Regions from separate parts of the Homo sapiens genome. Here region 2 is linked to region 1. A link is a loop called in an ENCODE intact Hi-C map of the cell type or tissue named here. Cell type or tissue: B cell. All regions are shown on one strand. Each heading gives the region's core, and the rest is flanking DNA. Links, peaks and the distances in the headings are about the cores only.

Region 1 (10,752 bases), core at 838-8,837:
TGTAATTTCCTCAGTGGATGAGAATCATCAATTGTCATGAAAAGGCGATTTCACCAACCCTGAGTCGGTATTGCCAAGGGTTCTACTCCCCAAGTGGGCTTCCCATCACAAGGGATCTGAGGTCCAGGTGGGTGTGGTGAGGCCCAGCCTGTCATGTATGCCTTCCTTCCCCAGTCTCAAATGTGAGAGACGGACTCTGCTCCGTGGACATGAGCAGCCCCTTGAAGGGTGGTCTCATTCTCTAACAGTAACAGCACTGCCAGAAACACCCCCTGAATGCCACACGATCATCTCACTTTGGGTCAGGCCAGCAGGGCCTCACGATCATTTCTTGAACTTGAATTTTCAGTGTTATTGAATCTTTAAACATTTAAATCCCCAAGCAAAAATCTCATTACAGTGAATAAAAAGGAATCCAATCAAACAAGCCACCACTTCCCTAATGGATGGACTACCTACAACTATAGTGTTTTGTTATTTCAATAACAATTCTATGCACAGCCAATTCTCCATACCAAAGTACTAAAAAAATGTTTAACAAGCATTTTTGAAGAAAACAAAGAGAACTTCATTATGGTTAAACTTGCTTTTCATCTCAGTGTTGCTTTTTTTAACCTGTTAATAACATTGATTCTTAAAAAGTCCTAATCAAACTTCTTTATTTGGATGGGCCCTAAATATTCATTTTCAGATTTCTCTTCAAAAGTTTGAACATCATCATTAAAAAAAAAATAGCATTAAAACAAGCACTTGGACTTTGTTATACTGGAGCTTGGCCTATATTTCTGAGTCTAACCATAAGATGAAAATTCGAATGTCACATAAACCCGAGTTAGTGACCGCACTGATGTGAAGGTGAGATGAGCTGAGCTGCACCATTCTGTCCAGGCATGTTAGCAACTTTGTGCTCATGACTGTGTGATCCTGTCTTGCTGATTTCACAAGAAGGCTAGGGATGGGAATACTCTGGGGGTTGGAAGGAGGCTGCATAAACCCGGTCACTATGGAGGAGCATCCTCCACGGGGCAGCCCCATGCACCAGAGCTGTGTTGCTGGTACACGCACAAACCACTGACGCACAGGAGGTATAAAGAGGAGCTTCCTCTCTATTCCCTCAACTACCTTAAGAGATGCTGTGATCCTGTTGGGGGCTGGCTATCTGGAGATACTATTTCTACCTGCTACATCAATATTTATCAAACTTCTGCCTGGTACTCTAGGCCCTGGGGATGCGGCGATAAGACAGACAAGGTCCCTGCCCTCATGAAGCTTACATTTTAGAGGGAAGAGACAGACAAAGAACAGATAAATCAACATGAAAAGTAGCAGCTAGTGGTAAGAGCTATGTTGAAAATTAAAATAGGTTACTGTAACAGATGATTGTGTGGCTACTTTAGGATTGGGGATTATAGATGGCCTCTATGCGGAAATTACATTTCAATTGAAAACTAAATGGCAAGAAGAAACCAGTCTTGGGAAAATTAGGGGGAAGAGCTTTCCAGAGAGAGGAAAACCAAGTGCAAAGGCTGTCAGGCAGGAGCAACCATTTGTGTATATTGTAGTCTAGTGAGAAGGCAGGTCGTACAAGATGAGGCTAGAGAACCAGACACGGCCAGATCACATCGGGCTTTGGAATCTATAATGAGGGGTTTGAGTTATTTCTAAATATGTTGCAAACTTTTGAATGGATTTAAGCAGAGGAGTGAGATAATCTGATTTATGTTTTAAAAGGGTAGCTGTGGCTACTGTGTGAATAGGAAGCCAGCACGGAGGCAGAGAGAGTTATTCACAGACTACTGCAACAGAACAAGCAGCCATCCAGTTGGCAGATGAAGGTATTGTCTGGATTAGGGTGTTGTAGTGGAGATGAGAGAAGTAGAAGGATTCTGGATGTGTTTTGGGGGACAGTCAACAGAATTTGCTGATGGGGATTGTATGGAAGTGCTGAGGGAAAGAAGGAAGTCAAAGATGACTCCTAGTTGCCTAAGAAACTGGTAGATGGAGGAGACTAGGAGGAGCAGGTTCGGGATATGCAGCAGTTTTAAAACATGTTTGCAAATTCTTTGAGGTTCCTTCCATGGACAGTTGGGGTCTGTGTCACCTCCCCTTGACTCTGGGCTCTGTGACTGCTTGACCAATATTAACATGGCAGAAGTAATGCTTTACGAGGCCCAGGGCTTAAGACACTAGCAGCTTCCACTTCCTCTCCTTAGGACACTCACACTTGAAACTCAGTCACCACGTCATGAGGAAGCAAGCCATAACAGCCTGTGGAGAGGCCATGTGGAGAGGAACCACAGTCCCTCCACCCACCGGCCAGGCTGAGCTTCCAGGCGACAGCCAGCAAAACTTGCCAGCTGCGTGAGTAAGCCATCTTGGAAAGGGATTCTCCAGCTGCTCCAGCTGACACTTCATGGAGCAGTCCTCATTGAACCACAGAAAAATTAGAGATTTGTGTGCAAAATTAATGATTATTATCTTAAATGATTGATAGGTTTTGAGGTGACTTCTTATGCAGTAATATAACAGTGAAAAGGGGAGATGGTTAAGAGTTCCATTTTGGCCATTCTAGGTTCTAGGTGCCTATCATATGTCCAACTGGAGGGTTCAAATAGGCAAATGGTTATACAAAGCCCCAGGAGAGGTCAGGGCTGGAATATAAGTTTTAATGTCACAGAGTAAAGGCATGAGACTTTACCCCGGTTAAGGTCACCTGGGAAACATGTAAATAAAAGAAGACCGGGGAACTCTTAATTCTGGGATTTCCTGTGTGGGCACAGGAACCAGGACTTTGAGGAGCTGCGTATTAAGTAAACAGGAAGAGGTCAGAGCTGAGCTTCCATCTTCCCTCCAAGAGAGCTAGTTCTATGGGTGAACCCTGAATGGGCATGGATCTGTACAGTCCTTCCTTCTAGCTGTAGATATTGTTCTTTAGCCATTTACTGAAGTGCTGCATCTATGGATTTAACAACATCTCCCTTGAATTTCCAATGCTAATAAAAAAGTGTTTGCCTTTTCACACTAACAGACAATTATCTTCACTTTGGAAAATTGCTTCCTCTGAATCATGCCCTGAGCTGTTAAGTGTGTCGTCTGTAGGCACTCACTGGATTTAGGTTTGCAGGTGATATTAAAATGTCATGTGGCAACCTGGAAAAGGCAGTGGCTGCACAGCACAGTGCAAGGACTTGCTTACCCTCCGGCAGATCTTTGCAGGAAGATGCACCGGAGCTGTTGCCTGCAGCTGACCACCACAGCTGGTGGGCCTATGTGCTGGAAAACCCAGGGGTCATTCCAGGCCCAGCTGTAATCTTCTTAGCCCTGAAGAGATGCCTCTTACTGTCAGCATCTCTGCTTCTTTTCACACAGCAGGATACGTCTTGGAGCCTTACTCAAGTCTGCACTACTTCTAGCCAGCATTTGGGAGGCAAATGGACTAGCTGAGGCTGGAGTAAAGCAGTTCCTCACCAAGTTGAGGGAATCTTGTTGCATACGGCCCTCTAGCTAGGCAAGCCATCAGCTGCCTACAATTTAAGGTCCTGGGAGTGGCCAGTAGGGGCCCATCCACAGAAACTTAGAGGCCTTGGTGAGGCTTCATTTCTGTGACCATCTTCCATTCCAGGGGCTTGTGAGCCCAGCTCAGAGGTGTCCTAATATTTGTAGTGCCCTGCCTCCTTCTCCCTTCAGGCAGTCTCGATCAGCCTGCAGGAGACCACCCTTAGGGACCTGTTAACACAGCAAGGCTGCTCCTGTGATCCATGTCAGTGATATAGCCATGAAGATATCACTACTCAGCAGGGAGCACTTTCCAGAGAACACAGTGGCATCAAAATAGATTTAGAAAATGAAACCACTCTAATATAGGCAGTTTGCCTTAGTTGAATAAAAGCGATACAAATTAAACCTACCTACTGCAAGCAATGACAGTAACTCAGTAGTGCTTGGTTTTCAGAGTATCTCATAAAGGGGATGCAACTACAGACCTTAGTTACTAATAATTTCTTATTATGTTTTTGGTCATTCATTCATTTATGCAACATATATTTATGGAGAGCCTATTAAGTGCTAGACATTGTAGGAGCCAGGGATACTGCAGGGAGCAAAAGAAGCTCCCTGCTCTTGTGGAATTTAGGTTCCAGTCTGGGGAGACAGACAATAAACAAATGAACATATACTGTAAAGTCAAGTAGTGATGAGTGGTATAAATAAGGAAGGGCTAAAGGACAGAGAATGAGGAGGTGGTGGGAGGGAGCTGCTGTCTTAGGATGAGCTCATCATTAGAGTCATGAATCCAGGCCCCTCCTAGAGCACTGGCTCCTCAAACCAAGCCTGGCAGCACTGGCCCTGGCAAGCTCCTTTATCCGCCCAGCAAGACCTTGGCATTTCATGTCAAGCCAAGCTGACCAAAGCTTCAAGCTGTGAACAAGCCATTTGGCAGTTCCTCGAACAGGTGCCACCTAGTGGTTGCAATATGGAGTCGACCTGTGTTTCTGTCTCCCGTCCCACTGCCTCAGACCTTACATGCCCATAATTCAAGACAAGATCTTACCCAAGGGGCCCTGGGGACTAGGGCTGTGATTTGACAACTGATTGGTCGCATGTTGTTTGACACAGCCCTCGGAGTTTATTTTGTTTAGATATTTTCCTTTTTTCTCTGCTTGGCAGAGAAAAACTAGTGACCAAGTCCAAACTCATTGATCTAGGTCATTTCAAACTATCAACAACGCTCTGAATCTCACATACAAACACCGCATATTCATGCATTCACTGTTACGGTCTAGGCACCAGGGTAGGCTGGATATATAGTCCTGAGTCAGAAGGGAAAAGGAGTTGAAGGAATGATGAGGACAAAATCTACTCCTCAATTATAATCTTGCATGTTTTACCACTTTGTAGTTCCAGGAGCTCCCTACCACACTCCCCTGCCTTGGATTGTTCTCTGATCCTACACAGTATCCTAGGACTGAAGGATAATTTTGGGCCACAGGTTGAAGTTTTCTGTCTTTTCCCTACAAAACGCAAAAAGTAGAAATACAAGCCTACCTCAAATTTGAGCTTCGGTGCTGGCTTTGCCTTATTACATGTGTGGCAGTTGAAAAAAATTAACAGCTGCTAAGCAGGAATTGGAACCAATGCCCCAGAGAAGACAGAGCCCAGTAATGTCTGAAGCAGCATGCACAGCAGAACAGCATGGAGGTACAGAGTGTGAGCTTGTGGTGAACCCTGGCCAAGCCTGCTAAGTGCGGCCCTCTGCAGCCTTGTGGGTAACCTATCCTGTGTGACCACAAATTGGTCATCAGCACACACTGTCAATGCAGCGGTGTGTGTGTGATGCCTGATCATGCTATAAAACTGTGGACAGTGTAGCACATTGGAACCCCAATGTTACTTCCAGGTGACTTGGCTTGAAGAAGTCAGCTTTTAGCAGCCACATCAGGTACCTAAACTGGAGTTTTAAGTAATGCAGGTGCCAAGTATAAGAGGTTTGATAGGGCCAGGCACGGTGGCTCATGCCTGTAGTCCCAGCACTTTGGGATGTCAAGGCGGGTGGATCATTTGAGGTCAGGAGTTCAAGACCAGGCTGGCCAACATGGTGAAACCCTGTATCTACTAGAAATACAAAAATTAGCCGGGCGGTAGTGGCGCATGCCTGTAATCCCAGCTACTCGAGAGGCTGAGGCAGGAGAATTGCTTGAGCCTGGGAAGCAGAGGTTGCGGTGAGCCGAGATCGTGCCACTGCACTCCAGCCTTGGCAACAGAGTGAGATGCTGTCTCAAAAACAAAAAACAAAACAATTTAAAAAAAGAGGCTTGATAAACCATCACTAAGGCTCCCCATGAGGAACTGGGATGACTCAAACAGCATCACTCACCCAGTACCCCCCGGGCCCAGTATTCCTAATGTACTTCTCTGAAAATGCATTATCTACATTTATCACACTGATAGGTGCCTTCTCTAAGATTTATGATTCATAATGCTCATATTCTCCAAGACTCCCATTATGTCCTTTACGGTACCTGGATTTGTATCCCAGTTCTGCCACTTATTAGCTATGTGACCTTGTGGAAGTTATTTAACTTCTCTGTGCCTCAGTTTCTTCATGTGGTAAATAAAGATAATGATAGTACCTACAAGATAGAGCTGTTTTGAGAATTAAATGAGTTAATACCTGGAAAACTCTTGAAACATTGCCTGGCATGTAGTAAGGGCCCAATAAACGTTAACTGTCATCCTCATCGTTACATTTCACTTCTTGAGACTTTAGAAGTTAAACCCAAGAAACATTCTTTAAAGGGGTTCACTCTCTGCTGGGTTTCCCCATTTCACTGAGATGGAAAGTTCTTTAGTCACAGTTTTTCTAGTGGGGTATGTCCTAGCAACAGAAAAATTAAAGCTTGAAGTAGGAATGAAAGGCTATGATGCCTGATTTGGGTTCTCACACAAGGCCTTCCAAACACCCGTGTCCTCCTGAGCTGGGAAGGTAAAATGAGCTCTTCCAATCGCCTGAGCTTCTCTTAGGTCAGGGACGGCACAGACACAAGTGCACATACACAGCGCAGCCTCTCAATCCTTCATTTTTTCTGAGTTCCAATCCTCAGCCCCTGGTATGTGAGGATCACAGTACATCTCCTTGCTGAGCCCAGAAGCACATGTTTTCCAGAACTGCCTATTTCTATTCGATGTTTCCAGCATGGCAACATCCAACTTCAGAGTCCAAGAAGGCAGTACTCAGGTCTCTAGGCAGGCAAGGTCAATGAAGACACTCACTGTGGCAAGGTGTGAATAATTTGCATGAAACCTGTGGTCATTGAAACAAAGCCCCTTTTTGAGACATGAGGACACAGGCCTGGCCAAGGTGGGTCTGACCACTGTGCAGCATGTGCCAGGGAGAGTACAGAACTCAAAGTGCAATGTGCTAACGGAGTGTAGACAGACTGAAAAGAGTGAATTTCATTTTTTTAAACATCATGAATGAGATAGGAAAAAAGCCAGTAATTATACAGCAGAGAAATCAGGCAATACCTTGACCAGATGATCAAAATTAGCATGTCCAATAAAGGACAGATGGATATCATGTGCCTACAGATGTGATAGCCTGAGAAGAACGTACCATCACCTATACTGTACTCAAGCCAAAAATGCATCACCTCAATCTCAATACAAGGAAAATGCAGACAAACACAAAATGAAGAATGCTCTATTTTAAAAAGGGGAGGGAAGTTGAAAAACAACTTGCACATCAGTGAAATTTTAAAGCTTGTGTGCTTCAAAAGACACTATTAAGAAGTGAAAAGGTAGCCCATGGAATGGTAGAAAATGTTTGTAAATCATATATCTGACAAGAGACTAATAGCTACAATATGTAAAGAGTTCTTACAAGTCAATAATAATGAGACAAATCACTCAATTAAAAATGGACAGAGGAGGCTGGGCATGTTGGCTCACACCTGTAATCCCAGCACTTTGGGAGGCCGAGGCAGGTGGATCATGAGATCAGGAGACTGAGACCATCCTGGCTAATACAGTGAAACCCTGTCTCTACTAAAAATACAAAAAATTAGCCAGGCGTGGTGGTGGGCACCTGTGGTCCCAGCTACTCGGGAGGTTGAGGCAGGAGAATGCCGTGAACCCAGGGGGCGGAGCTTGCAGTGAGCCGAGGTCACGCCACTGCACTCCAGCCTAGGCGACAGAGCGAGACTCTGTCTCAAAAAAAAAAAAAAAAAAAAAGAAGATGGACAGAGGATTTTAATAGACATGTTTCCAAAGAAGACAAACAAATGACCAATAAGCACCTGAAAAGATGCTTAACATCATTAGTCATCAGGGAAACACAAATCAGAACCATAATGAGATACCATCTCAACCTCACTAGCATGGCTATAATAAAAAAGACAGATGGTAAAAAGTGTTGAAGAGGATGTGAAGAAATTGGAACCCTCATACACTGCTGGTGGAGATGCAGAATGGTGCAGCTGCTTTGGAGAGTAGTCTGTTAATTCCTCAAAAGTCACACGGGCTACCATGTGACCCAGCAATTCTACTCCAGGAGATGAATAAAAGGCACAAAAAGATTTCCACATGAGATTTCTTAGCAACATTAGTCGTAATACCTTAAAAGTGGAAACAGCTTACATATCTATCAACTAATGTACAGCTAGACAAAATGTGGTAGATCCATACAATGGAATATTATTTGGCCATAGTTAAATACTGATAGATGCTACAGTATGGATGAATTTTGAAAACACTGTGCTACGTGAAAGAAGCCAGTCACAAAAGACCATGCATTATATGATTCCAGTTACATGAAATGTCCAGAATAGGCAAATTCATAGAGACAGGAAGTGGATTACAAGTTAGTTGTCTAGGGCTGGAGAAATTGGTAGGCAATGGGGAATGATTAATGGGTACCAAGTTTCTCTTGGGACGATGAAATGTTCTAGAAGTCATTGTGGTGATGGTTGCACAGCTCTCTGAATTTATTTAAAACTTGAATTGTACACATTAAGTACAATTGTATGAATTGGGTGAATTTTATGGTATGTGAATTATATCACACACAGAAACCAGTAACTAAAAAGGGTTAACTGGTTTTTGTGTTAACCAGTTAACCCTTTTTAATGACACTGACAGTTTTGAATTTTAACATTTTGAATGTCAAAAATGTCTGTGTCATGGAGGACAAAGAAAGCTGTGGAAATGTTCCAGATTAAAGGAGGCTAAAGAGACATGACAACCAAATACAATACCTGCTCCTAGCCTGGATCCTGTACTGGAGGAATGTGTTATAAATGGTCAACTGACAAAATTGGAACATGAATAGTAGCTTAGATAAAAGTATTGTATCAATGTAAATTTATCAAGCTTCTATCTGTATTGTGGTTACATAAGAGAAAAATCTCTATTTTTAGGAAATATACAATGAAGTATTAGTGGTACAGGATCATAATGTATGAGTAATCTATCCTAAAATCGTTCAGAAAAAAGTGTGTGTGTGTGCATGTGTGTGTGTGTGTGTTTTGCAGGGAAGCAAATGAAATTGAACATTTTTATGAGTCAAAGGAAGCCATCAAGAAAGTGAAAAGGCAACTCATAAAATGGGAGAAAAATTTTGCAAGTCATGTGTGACAAGAGACTTGTAGCTAGAATATATAAAGAACTCTCCATTTGTTTGTGTCCTCTCTTATTTCCTTGAGCAGTGGCTTGTAGTTCTCCTTGAAGAGGTCCTTGAAGAGGAAGAATCAATATTGTGAAAATGGCCATACTGCCCAAAGTAATTTATAGATTCAATGCTCTCCCCATCAAGCGACTATTGACTTTCTTCACAGAATTGGAAAAACTACTTTAAATTTCATACAGAACCAAAAAAGAGCCCACATAGCCAAGACAATCCTAAGCAAAAAGAACGAAGCTGGAGGCATCACACTACCTGACTTCAAACTATACTACAAGGCTGCAGTAACAAAAACAGCATGGTACTGATACCAAAACAGATATATAGACCAATGGAACAGAACAGAGGCCTCAGAAATAACACCACACATCCACAACCATCTGATCTTTGACAAACCTGACAAAAACAAGCAATGGGGAAAGGATTCCCTATTTAATAAACGGTGTTGGGAAAACTGGCTAGCCATAAGTGGAAGTCTGAAACTGGATCCCTTCCTTACACCTTATACAAAAATTAACTCAAGATGGATTAAAGACTTAAACATAAGACCTAAAACCATAAAAACCCTAGAAGAAAACCTAGGCAATACCATTCAAGACACAGGCATGGGCAAAGACTTCATGATTAAAACACCAAAAGCAATGGCAACACAAGCCCAAATTGACAATTGACATCTAATTAAACTAAAGAGCTTCTGCACAGCAAAAGAAACTATCATTACAGTGAACAGGCAACCTATAGAATGGGAGAAAATTTTTGCAATCTATCCATCTGACAAAAGGTTAATATTCAGAATCTACAAAGAACTTAAACAAATTTACAAGAAAAAAACAACCCCATCAAAAAGTGCGCGAAGAATATGAACAGACACTTCTCAAAAGAAGACATTTACGCAGCCAATAAACATATGAAAAAAGCTCATCATCACTGGTCATTGGAGAAATGCAAATCAAAACCACAATGAGCTACCATTTCATGCCAGTTAGAATGGCAATCATTAAAAAGTCAGGAAACAACAGATGCTGGAGAGGATGTGGAGAAATAGGAATGCTTTTACACTGTTGGTGGGAGTGTAAATTAGTTCAACCATTATGGAAGACAGTGTAGCAATTCCTCAAGGAACAAGAACTAGAAATACCATTTGACCCAGCAATCCCATTACTGGGTGTATACCCAAAGGATTATAAATCATTCTGCTATAAAGACACATACACACGTATGTTTATTGTGGCACTGTTCACAATAGCAAAGACTTGGAACCAACCCAAATGCCCACAATGATAGACTGGATAAAGAAAATGGGGCACATATACACTATGGAATACTATGCAGCCATAAAAAAGGATGAGTTCATGTCCTTTTCAGGGACATGGATGAAGCTGGAAACCATCATTCTCAGCAAACTAACACAAGAACAGAAAACCAAACACTGCATGTTGTCACTCATAAGTGGGAGTTGAACAATGAGAACACATAGACACTGGAGTGGGGGCATCACACACTGGGGCCTGTTGCAGGGTAGGGGGCTGAGGGAGGGATAGCATTGGGAGAAATACCTAATGTAGATGATGGGTTGA
Region 2 (10,752 bases), core at 1,552-9,551, 1.3 Mb before region 1:
CTTGAATGCAAAGTCATCAGAATTAGCTTACACAAGTTCCCCTTTCTCCCTCTGGCATATACTTCCACTCCTTTGCCATCCCAGCTTTGACTTCCCTTTCTTCTTCAGCCCTAATGAGAACTGGGAGTGCGAAAAAATGTAAGGAAGAAAGGAGGAAAAAGAAGAAAGACAGGAGAGATTAATCTCGATCCCAAAGATAGGTAGGACCTTTTGTTATTACACCAGCAAGTCATGGTTCTCTCCTTTCTTCCCTCTTTGTCTCCCAACCCTCTTCAACATGTATACTTGCCAAGGGCTAGGGAAACCCCAGCTTACAAGATCTACTCCCTCTAAAGGGACTGATCCTAAAATTAAAGCCAGTCCAGAGGGGCCACCTTTCTAGCCCAGGCAAGATATTCAAGCCTCAAACCAGGTTAAGGTCGTGTTGGAGTCCACACATGCCCTCTTCTTCCCTATCCAACAAAGGCCTGAGAAACTATGGTCTTTTCCATTAATGCCCTTGGACTGGAAGGGCAGGGGTCATATATAAATTCTGTGCTAAATACTATGAATTTTTTTTCTTTTTTCAGCATGAGACAGATACTGTGAATGCTATATCCCATTTAATGCCCATAGTAAATCCTGTGCTATAATGTATTAATTAAGATGGCTTCCATTAAAAGGAGCAGAAAGCTCAACTCACTATGGGTTACTAAGTGAAGGAGATGATTGGTTTATACAATAGAAGTATGACAGGATTGAGGATGGGTCCATTTAGGAGTTCAACAACTTTATCAGGGAGTTCTATTTTCCATCACTCCACTCTGCCATTCACAATGAGAGCTTCCATCTAGGGCTTGCCCCTGTTTTAGTCTCAGAGTGGCTTTCTATTGCTGCTGAGACTGCATATGTCTCCCACTTTTATCTAGCAGGAGAAAGGGAACTTGTTTTTCTGGAAATAAGCCAGTAAACTTATGCAAACTCATTGGCCTGAATTGCTAGTGAGACCACATATGTGTCCCATTCTTATCTAGCAGGAAAAAGGAAATTTGTTTTTCTGGAAATAAGCCAATAAACTTATGCAAGCTCACTGGCCTGAATTAGGCCAGCACCCATCACTGGGTCCTGTAATAGTGGCCTTAAAATGGAATTGCACTAGGCCTGAGTCTTCAGGAGTGGAGTGGTCTATTGGGGGAGATGTGGATACCCTAACAAAAGTCATGGTAGTTACCAAGAGAAGAACAAGGGCTGGGGAGGCAACTCCAAGGCTCTCTTAGCTACATATTATCCTATTTTTCAGAGGAGAAACTGAAGCTTGGAGATGCTGCTGTGTGTAATGATAGAGCCAGGACTCTCACCCTTCCCTACACCAGGTTATCTTGAAGAAACAAACCAAAGAAAAGCCGGAATGGTCATCCCTTCACTTTCAGCCTAAAACATGTAGATAGGAAAGAGAAGCAGGGATTTCATGAGACTGGGAAAATCTCAGCCACTGTGCACCCAGGAGCTACTGAATCTACCTACTCCACAAAGCTGAGGCAGCTTTGAACCTTCACATCACCTGGAACCATGCCTAGCTCAGCAACTATTTGTAAACTGAAGAGCAGAGACTACAAAGGTATTACCCATAATGATGAGTTCTAGAGCACTGTTTCCCCAGCCCATTCTGGGTTAAATCAGAGGTGTGGGCTAGCCTGGGAACCTTGCCACACTGCATAACATTGCTCCTCCTGGGGAATGTCTTCCGAGTTCTAAAGGACAGATTTGCAAATAGACTTCTGGAGTACAGCCCCATCCACTGCTGGGAACTGCCTTTGTTTGACTTGTTTATTCAGGAGAGCTTCTCTGGACTTTCACCCAGCCGCTGCCTGGCAGGAGGTGACCTGGCTTTAGCCAACAGTGGGTGGGGACAGCAGGAGAGCAGCTTCTGCTCAGTGCTAACTGGACACAAAGCTATACCATAGGAAGGGGGAAGGGCAGAGTATTCAAAGGCCATAAGACAGCTAGTCTTTGACAAGGGACCTCATTTAAGGAGCATGAGTCTCCCTGTCTCACTTCTACCTGGTGGAAGAGTGAGACAAAATTAACTTACATGACTTGAAAGGCTTTTGCAATTTTTGAGGGCCACTGAGTATAAATTTTCCAATAAGCAGCTGTTGGCTTTTGTTCCTGCTGAGGTCTCTCACAAGGCAGCATCAGGTTTGAGTGTCATGGCCTGCCATGGCCCCACTGGCCTTGAGGGTTTCTGTGGCCTATTTTAAGCAATTTTACTGTTCATGGTCCTGGCAAACATATCCATTTTTCTGACAATATTTATAGTCTGATGTAAGTGTGAACTAGATAATGACCTTTTCAAGTCATGGCACAATGTTCTGTTTAAAGTTTTCATTTTTTTGCTCAGAACATCTGCAAGATCCTTTGACCCTTCTGCATGGTCTCTTGGAGATTTTCCTAACTTTCTGACCACTTGTGGGGATAGAGGGGTGAATGATGGGCAGACCCTTCACGTGTCTTGGGTCATGTGAGCATCTGAGCCTACAGAGAACACTCCTTTTGCTTCTGAAGCTCTTGCAGCCCGTTCTGAGAAATGTAATGCTGACCAGTTCATCTCAGGCATTTCTTTCTCTCCGGACATTATAGGATCACCCTCAAAACACGTGTGAGGGCACATACATCATCAGCTTCCCATAGTGAGTAGTTCCTAGGACTTGGATAACATTTCAAGCTTGACATGGCTAAAACAATACCATATCTGCAGTTAACTTTAGGTGACTCACCAGAAGAGCTATTTTAAACAAATTTGTAGCGACTAAGATTACATTTGTTCTATGAAAAACAGACTGAAAGGACAAAAGGCTAATGCAATATTTTTGAAACGCTCTTTTTAAGCTCAATGAAGTCCTGCTGTATTTTCTTGACAGCATCCTAGTTACCAGGCATAACAGGAGGGGCAATAACTGGTATCTAAACCACTCAAGAAACAAGCATGTCTTGACACCATCCAGCAGGAGTATATGTTCATCAGAAGACAGGTTTGTAGAAATAGTGATGGCCATGTTCATCTAGTCACCAGGGATTCTAATGTATTCCCTTTCAAAATAATATTGGTCAGGCTAGAGCTCTGGTAGCCTTGTGAAGGGTATGGTTTACCAGTCACCTGGCCTGCCTTAAGGTCATCTTCAGTTCTCCTGGCAATTACTATACTCTCTTCTCTATCCCAGAGTGCAGACACATTTCTGTATTTAGTTCAAAGAAAATCAACAGCACAAATTCATAGGGATTCCTGACAAAGCCAGAAGGTCAGAGCTAGAAGCAGATTGGGGCTTCTAGCTCTGACCTTTCAGCTGAGACAAGATTTCTAAGGGGAGAAGAATGAACAGATGTGAGGAATGGGGTGCTCTCATGCTACTCAAATGAAGCACAAAGGTAAACACCAACCTCATTATTCTCCTGAGAAGTTGCTTATTTTCCTGGGGTGGGGAACCTGGGGGCAGGCAGAACCTTCAAGGCCTGAGAACTATCAAGAGACTCTTTAGGAGGCGAGGAGAAGCTGAAACCACTATCCCAACCCAGTTCTCCTGAGTTTTCCTTCCTGCTTCGGGTTTCCCACTTCATTTCCCATTGCCGTGGCATCATGTCAGCCCCTACCTGTGAGGAGATACTGACATTTCTTTAGTGTTATACAAACTCCTTCCCTGAACTCTTCTTCACATAGCTGAGATAGGCTGGAACTTTTCCAAAGCCTTTACAAAATACTGAGGGAGAACAACGGGGACATAAACAAGAAAATACATGAAGCATAAACATGGTCAAGCTTGTGCAATATGTTAACAATCATAATATTTAGGGAATGAGACACAGAAGGGAGAAATGTTGTACATAATAACCTTGTTTGATAATTTTTAGGAACTGTATATACTTTATAAGTAATACACATTTATTTTGACATATACAGTATTAATTTTGGTCCTACCATAGCATTCTAGCTCCCATGGTTCACTCCACTTACAGACTTTCCACCTGATTAACTCTGAGACTCTTCCTTCTGTTCCTTTCTATCCCCGTCCCTCCCCAACAGGTCTCACGAACCTTCTGGGAAGAACAACGGGTGATAAGTTTGACCATTCAGTCAATAAATGTGCCAGCTATAATGCCAGACACAGTGATAAGCCATCAGTTACCTTCAATGCTTATCGATACCACTCAAATGCCTTTTCTCTTTGATAGGAGAAAAGACCAAGGGTCATTTCCTTAACACTTCTTTCTGTGTCCATCTAAAAAGTCACTTAGAATTATATGAAAACACACTTAATAGACTCAGTAATCTCTGCCAAGAAAAAGATCTTGGTTGAAAGAATTCTCAGCTACAACAATGACTGCAATCAAAAAGAACTCATTTACATACAAATGGATCTTCCCAAAGAAGGCAAAAAGGAAAATCCCACTTTCTGATTTGGAGCAGCAACAAGCCACTAATATAGTCAAGGCAAGGCAGCCTCTGTCCTCTGGATGCCTCCAATAAGATGACTAAGGGCTTTATCAAGCCCATCTAAGCTTATGACTATATTAATGCTCCAGTGCTCTTTATTTGAGCTCCGAGGAGCCACTGTTTTCCTCATCCCTCTCATCATCTAACCTGAGCTCAAGTATTCTCACCTGGGTGTGATTCAAATGGAGCTAGCCTTTACTTTCCTGGACACTCGTCTTCCTTAATCTGCCTCAGTTTCCTCAAGGAAGACAAAGATAAAACATCTGGAGACACCACAAATGAACCTCATCACAAATGAACCTCAAGCTGAGAAGAGCACTTCTGAGAGGCACTTCCAATACCACCCACTGACACCCAGCAGAGAATAGTCTGTGCTTGGGGAATTTACCTACTGCTACAGTTTTCAGACATCATTGGCCCATAAAGAAAAGACACTTAAACCTATAAGCCTCCTGGGTTTTGCTCTGGAGCCTCACTGGTCAGAGCCTTGCGTGAACTCCCTTGGAAAGTTGTCTGGGATCAAGGAGTCTGCCCTTGAGTCTCAGCAAGGGATGAGGGAGGCAGGACTTAATGGACTGAAAGAGAGAAGCCACCCATGTGGTCCAACAGTTCATCCTAGGAAATGACAGTCCAGTTGGTACACAACTACATAAACTTATATTCCAAAATCCCCCAAATTCACCACCAAGGCACTTGGCTAAGATAACCAATATACAATCAACCTAGAACCGTTTCAAGAATTTATTCCTAAAGAAACAGCAGGTGGCAGCAGAGTTTTACATTTTTTTTTTTTTTTTTTGCCCTTTGGACTGGAATGAAAACAAAGTGTCACGGAATAATCTCCTCATCTCTGAGTCAGCCAATTGGCCCAGAAACGGGCATATTGCCGTCTTGTAACGTGAAGAGTATAGCATCTTCTCAGAGTGGGCTCTGTGCACTTTGACAAGAGAATACAACATCACCCGCCACCCCCAGGCCAGAGACCTGCCTGGTTCTGTAGGCCAAGTAGGAAAATGACTGCCCCAGAATGACCAGATCACAGAGGCTGTGGCCCTGAGTTTCATATTCATTTTCCCAGTATCAAGGTGTTGCTCATTTACAATGTGGAGGCCCTCAAAGAAAACTGAGTATGATTAAGTGGAAGAATGCCTAGGAATTGAGTATACACCTCACAGCATTTTCACCATCTATTATGATATAATCCATGGCAGAAATGTAGGGGCAAAAAAAAGTGGAAAAGGGGAGTTAATAAAATCTGGTTTCTGGTGTACTTAGAGATTTAGAGATCTCTGAAAGCTGCATCACCACCCCACAGCTGCTGCAGCTTGGGCTCAGGAGCAGGCAGTGCCAAGACCACTGTCTGCTTTGGCCTCAAATACCTTCCTTGACTTAGTATTGTGCTTGGCTCCCAACTTCCAAGTTGTAGCTGGAAAGTTTCCATTGTCACAGTGTAGCACCAGAGTTGGAACCCAAGTTTTTGCTGAATTGTTTTGCAGAGCAAATCCAGTTTTGCCTTTAAGAAGTGACTGGTCAGCCGGGAGCAGTGGCTCACGCCTGTAATCCCAGCACTTTGGGAGGCCGAGGCAGGCAGATCACGAGGTAAGGAGATCAAGACCATCCTGGCTAACATGGTGAAACCCTGTCTCTACTAAAAATACAAAAAATTAGCTGGGCGTGGTGGCAGGCGCCTGTAGTCCCAGCTACTCAGGAGGCTGAGGCAGGAGAATGGCGTGAACCCGGGAGGCGGAGCTTGCAGTGAGCCGAGATTGCGCCACTGCACTCCAGCCTGGGTGACAGAGCGAGATTCCGTCTCAAAAAAAAAAAAGAAGTGACTGGTCAGTTTGTTCCATCCCAAAATGGTGATTCAGAACTCTCTCAGACACACCTTAGACTGAGATACTTTTTTTTTTTTCCCCTTAGATTAGAGAAGGAGGATTTCCTTATGTTGCCCAGGCTGGTCTTGAACCCTTGACCTCAAGCAAGGCTCCTGCCTCAGCCTACCAAAATGCTGGGATTACAGGCCTGAGCTGCCTCACCCAGGCTGAGATGTTTAATTTCCATCCAAGAGGAAACTTTCTTATCATTTAAAGTAGAAATGGAAGGATGGAAGAAGGTGGGGGTAGGGCTGGAGGAATTTTAATTGTTATTATTTTTTTTAAGTATGAAACTTGTTCAGGAAAAAGATAAAGTTAAGGACCTTGTCTCCAGGATCCCAAACAGATTTTGCAAACATATATTTGTGGGTTTTCTTTTTGGAAGTAGAGTTGACAGAAAAGTGAGTAGCTTTAACTCTGTAGCAACACAACTCCTGGTGACCAAAGAGAACATTCCTGAAGATCCAGTGGAGGTAGAAGACGTTCATTTATTTACATGACATGCAGCCTCAGCCCCAAACATGTTTTTTGTTTTCTTTTTCTGCAGAAAATATGATTTTGTTCTGACAACTTAAGGACACACTTCACAGCTCTCAGCCCAGAAAGGGTCATTTAAGATTATCTAATAAGGAAAACATTGTATAATTCCTTTGAATGTAATAAACAATATCTTTTGGAGCAACCTGCAGCAAATGTTCCAAATTTCACATCAACATTTAATTCCCCCTCTGTGCGTATGTTCTACACTCCCCAAAAAATGATGTTAAAACATTTAATGCAGTGAATTGACAGCACCAGGAAAATATTTGGGCTGTCTGGAGTTGCCATTATTGGCTTTAATTATGACCTACTGGCTCTTGGGTCCTAAAGCAGCCAGAAAATGAGATATGTGTGCCAAAATATTCATTAGAATTCCCTTCTCAGTCATTGTATAGAAAGAACAAGTTTCCTTCTGGCTCCCATCTTCAGTATTTTAAGTGGAATTATTAATATGCCAGATTTTTTAAAGGATCAGTCAGTAAACAAGATTATGTGCATACCTTGTATTTTGCATTTTAAAAATCTTGAAAAGGTCAAATGTCCCCTTTGCTATCATTGTATTACTGTGAAGAAAGAATTGTTTTTGCAGCTATGGAGTTAACCGGTACTATCCACCCAGGCCTCCTCATCCAAACCCTGCTCTCTGGAACTGACTTGATCCTATACGCTTTGGAACTGAAAGTACTGATGAAGCACAGCTTGGGTCTCCCAAGGAACTAGTCAGAAAGGTGGTTTAATTTCTCCCGCTTTTCAATGTTCATTTCTCCCTGAATATAAGACCTCAGAAGGCTAGAGTCATAGAGGAAGAATCTTTGAGATCCTTGATGCCATGTCCTTATTTTAGAGATGATTAATCTAAAGAGAAATGGTATATTCACTGCTTTACCTTTGTGTTCTGGCATTGAGAAAGAGCAGGTGCTTTTTTTTTCTTTATTTTTTAAACCACAGCATCCTTAGTCGTTACTCTTAAACAGAATTGCCATTTAATGAGCTTATACTATACTGCCAGGCAGGGGTTGTTGCTTTCATCCATGTTATATCATTCATCCTTACAACAAGCCTATAAGGTAAATATTATTATCCCCATTTTATAGCTAATGAAACTAAGACTTGGGTTAAGAGATGTGCCCATAATTACAGGGCTAGGAGGAGGGAGAGTCTGTGTAAACTCAAGGTTGTCTAACTTCAAAGCCTATGTCCTCGACTATACCACTTCCCTGCCCCCATCCTGCCTGCCAAATGAAACAAGGCCAGACTAGAAATCAGTTGGCATATCTTGGGCTCTCACATTGCTTTAATTTTTCAAGTAGTGGGGTGAAGAAAGAGTCCTCCATAGTGATAAAGTGGAGAGAGATGCCTGTGCCCAAGCAGTCTTCACTTACCAGAATGTGCCAAGAGATAAACAGGGACCATATAGATGCAATTCTCCCCTATTAACTACTTGTCATGTTTAACATGACAGTTCACCCTGAAAGCTTTTGAAAGACTTCCCAGTTTTTAATAAAGTTGGCTGATTTGGTCCTGACAATTTGTCTTTCATTTAATAGAAAATTGGAAGGGCAATTTGGGTCAGATGCTTATTTTGGGAAAAAATAATTAGGAGTTTTGTTTTCTCTGTGCGTGTGTGTGTGTGTGTGTGTATGTGTGTGTGCGTGTGCGTGTGCGTGCATGCTCAAGGTCGTACAGGGCTGAAAGAGCAGATGTGGTATGAATTAAGGAAGTTTATCTGATGATTGTCTATAGTGGCACAGATGATGGGGTTATTGCCTGGAAATGCTTGTGTTTTCCATGGAAACATGGTTTGGGAAGAAACTGATGTTTTAGAAAAACTAACAAAGTTAAGATCAAGTTGGAATGTTATGTGTTAAATTTAACAGCATGAGATGAAGACATCTGGCAAACATCTTAAGTTTGCTAACCTAGGTGCCAGTGAAAACTGTAAACTGAAAATTTCTTTCCCTCAAAGAGAAAATTCATATACCTGGGTTAGTTATAAATAACCTGCCTGGTCTCTGCTCCCACAGTTCCCTCTCTGAAAATGAAGTTACTGGAACCCTCTGCAAATAGGTACTTGCCTGATCAGGAAGACTTAAAGGACATCATCTCCACATTGGGTTGTTTGAGTGTCAGATCACCCTAGCCACTGACATTCTCCTAATCTAAATGAACATAATTTTTTTATCTGGACTGCTGCAATGGCAGGCTACCCAGTGTCTAGAACAGGGCCCTGCGTGGAGTAGACTGTTGATCTAAAATATCATTGATTGAATGAGTAAATGAAATCCTGTTTGCCCTGACTCAGTTACCCTGTCCTGATTCCCTAACTCTTGTTGCGTGTCTGGTGCTGAAATCCAGCCACGATACCACGTTTCTAGGCCTGTCGCCTGGTCCTGTTCTCATCAATCCCTTTGACAGAAGTACATTCATTTGTGAGGACCGTCATAACAAAATACCACAGACTGTGGCTTAAACAGCAGACATTTATTTTCCCATACTTCTGGAAGCTGGAAATCCAAGGACAAGGAGTCAGCAGGTTTGGTTTCTTTGGGAACCTCTCTAGTTGTCTGGCACGTGGCTGCCTTCTCTCTGTGTCCTCCCATAGTCTTCTTATAAAGACGCAAGTCATATTAGATTGAGGACCACACATATGACCTTATTTTTCCTTGATTTCCTCTTTAAAGGCCCTATCTCCAAACACAGTCACATTCTGAGGTACTGAGGGTTAGGGGTTTAGCATATGAATTTGGTGTATGGGGATAGGGGACACAATCAGGCCCATCAGAAGGAATAATTCCAGTCCTGTCTGCTGCCTCCAGCTGGACCTCTCTTGGGCCTGCCTATAGTTTGCTCCTAGAATGCGCGCTGCTGTGCTCCCTGACATGCCTGATGCCCTGTCATTTCCTGCTGTTCCTCCTTGATGCCAACACCCTACAGCACAACCACCTGTTGTCTGTTACTCTGCCCTCGGCTGGGGCTGGCCTCCTTCCCATCACCTGCAGCTTGTCTTCTCTCCAAACACCTGCCCCACTGGCTGCAGTTAACCCTTCTATTTCTGGCTGTTTGACTGGAAACAACCCTCAATCTACAACAAATGAATAAATAAATAAACTGTTGGTCTCAGTCTGTTAGCACCACCAGGGTGCATTTTTGAAATAGCTGTATGGGGACAATGTGTAGGCCGAACAAAGTTAAGTGGCTTCACAAAGATAAAATGTTACTCACAATCACACAATGACATCAGGCCCCACCCACAGACAATCCAGTTCAATTGGTTAGGGATAAGGCTCGGTGTCAGTTTTTTTTTTTTTTTTGAAGCTTCCCCCACATGACTTTAATAGGCAGAAGAGGTTAAGGATCACTGCTCTATCTGGTGGAACAAACCTATTAAATTGAGACAAAAGGTTACCAACTAGCTGAACATAGGAGCAAAACAAGGCTGGGGGATTCCCCCGCATCTGTGACTTGTGAATGTAGTGGAGTACGCCTCCCCAGAGTCCAGTCCCTCCCAAACACAGGGGTGGGTGACTCTTCCTTCAGCTCTAGCACCCCTTTGGTGTTAATTGCTCTGCCCTTTGGTCTAAGAAGTTGGGGGTGGCTTATTAGTGTCCTCTGCCATGTAGGGCAATGTGGGTAGGGTAAGGTTCAGCAATGACTCCAGACTTAGGCAAGTATCACATCTGCTGGGCCATCTGAGCGTGACTTGCAGGCTGCTATTGATGAAAGATCTCCAGCAGTAGTAAAAAGAGCAACTAACATGGCTCTTTGGCTCAGGCAACAGTGGGACTCACTTGAATGGCAGGGGATGAGCTCCAGGCATTTAACTGGCCTCCACAGGTTTGCTGGGACTGATCTGCAGTCTCTCCATGCTGA

Evidence for each region. Hi-C counts contacts between places; a loop is a spot of excess contacts. Peaks named below come from ENCODE experiments on the same cell type or tissue, not always from the same donor. Only the 100,000 strongest peaks of a DNase experiment are listed, where the experiment ranks them.
Region 2: it touches region 1 in a loop (11-fold over the local background); 4 of 110 quality-filtered maps call a loop at or near these places.

The regions. Positions count from the first base shown.
Region 1 is chr11:9,009,494-9,020,245 of GRCh38, reverse strand. The region is part of intron 1 of NRIP3-DT (NRIP3 divergent transcript); the gene reads right to left. SCUBE2 (signal peptide, CUB domain and EGF like domain containing 2) reads left to right here. Exons shown (of 23, transcript NM_001367977.2): 23 at 1-770. Among named protein-coding and RNA genes, the nearest start is that of NRIP3-DT, 11 kb to the right of the region's middle. In B cell, for the core only: CTCF peaks have their summits at 4,258 and 4,457 (motif pointing left); a DNase peak (open chromatin) is centred at 4,455; H3K27me3 peaks cover 543 bases.
Region 2 is chr11:10,317,687-10,328,438 of GRCh38, reverse strand. The region is part of intron 1 of CAND1.11 (a long non-coding RNA gene); the gene reads right to left. Among named protein-coding and RNA genes, the nearest start is that of CAND1.11, 15 kb to the right of the region's middle. In B cell, for the core only: a CTCF peak has its summit at 5,226 (motif pointing right); a DNase peak (open chromatin) is centred at 5,248.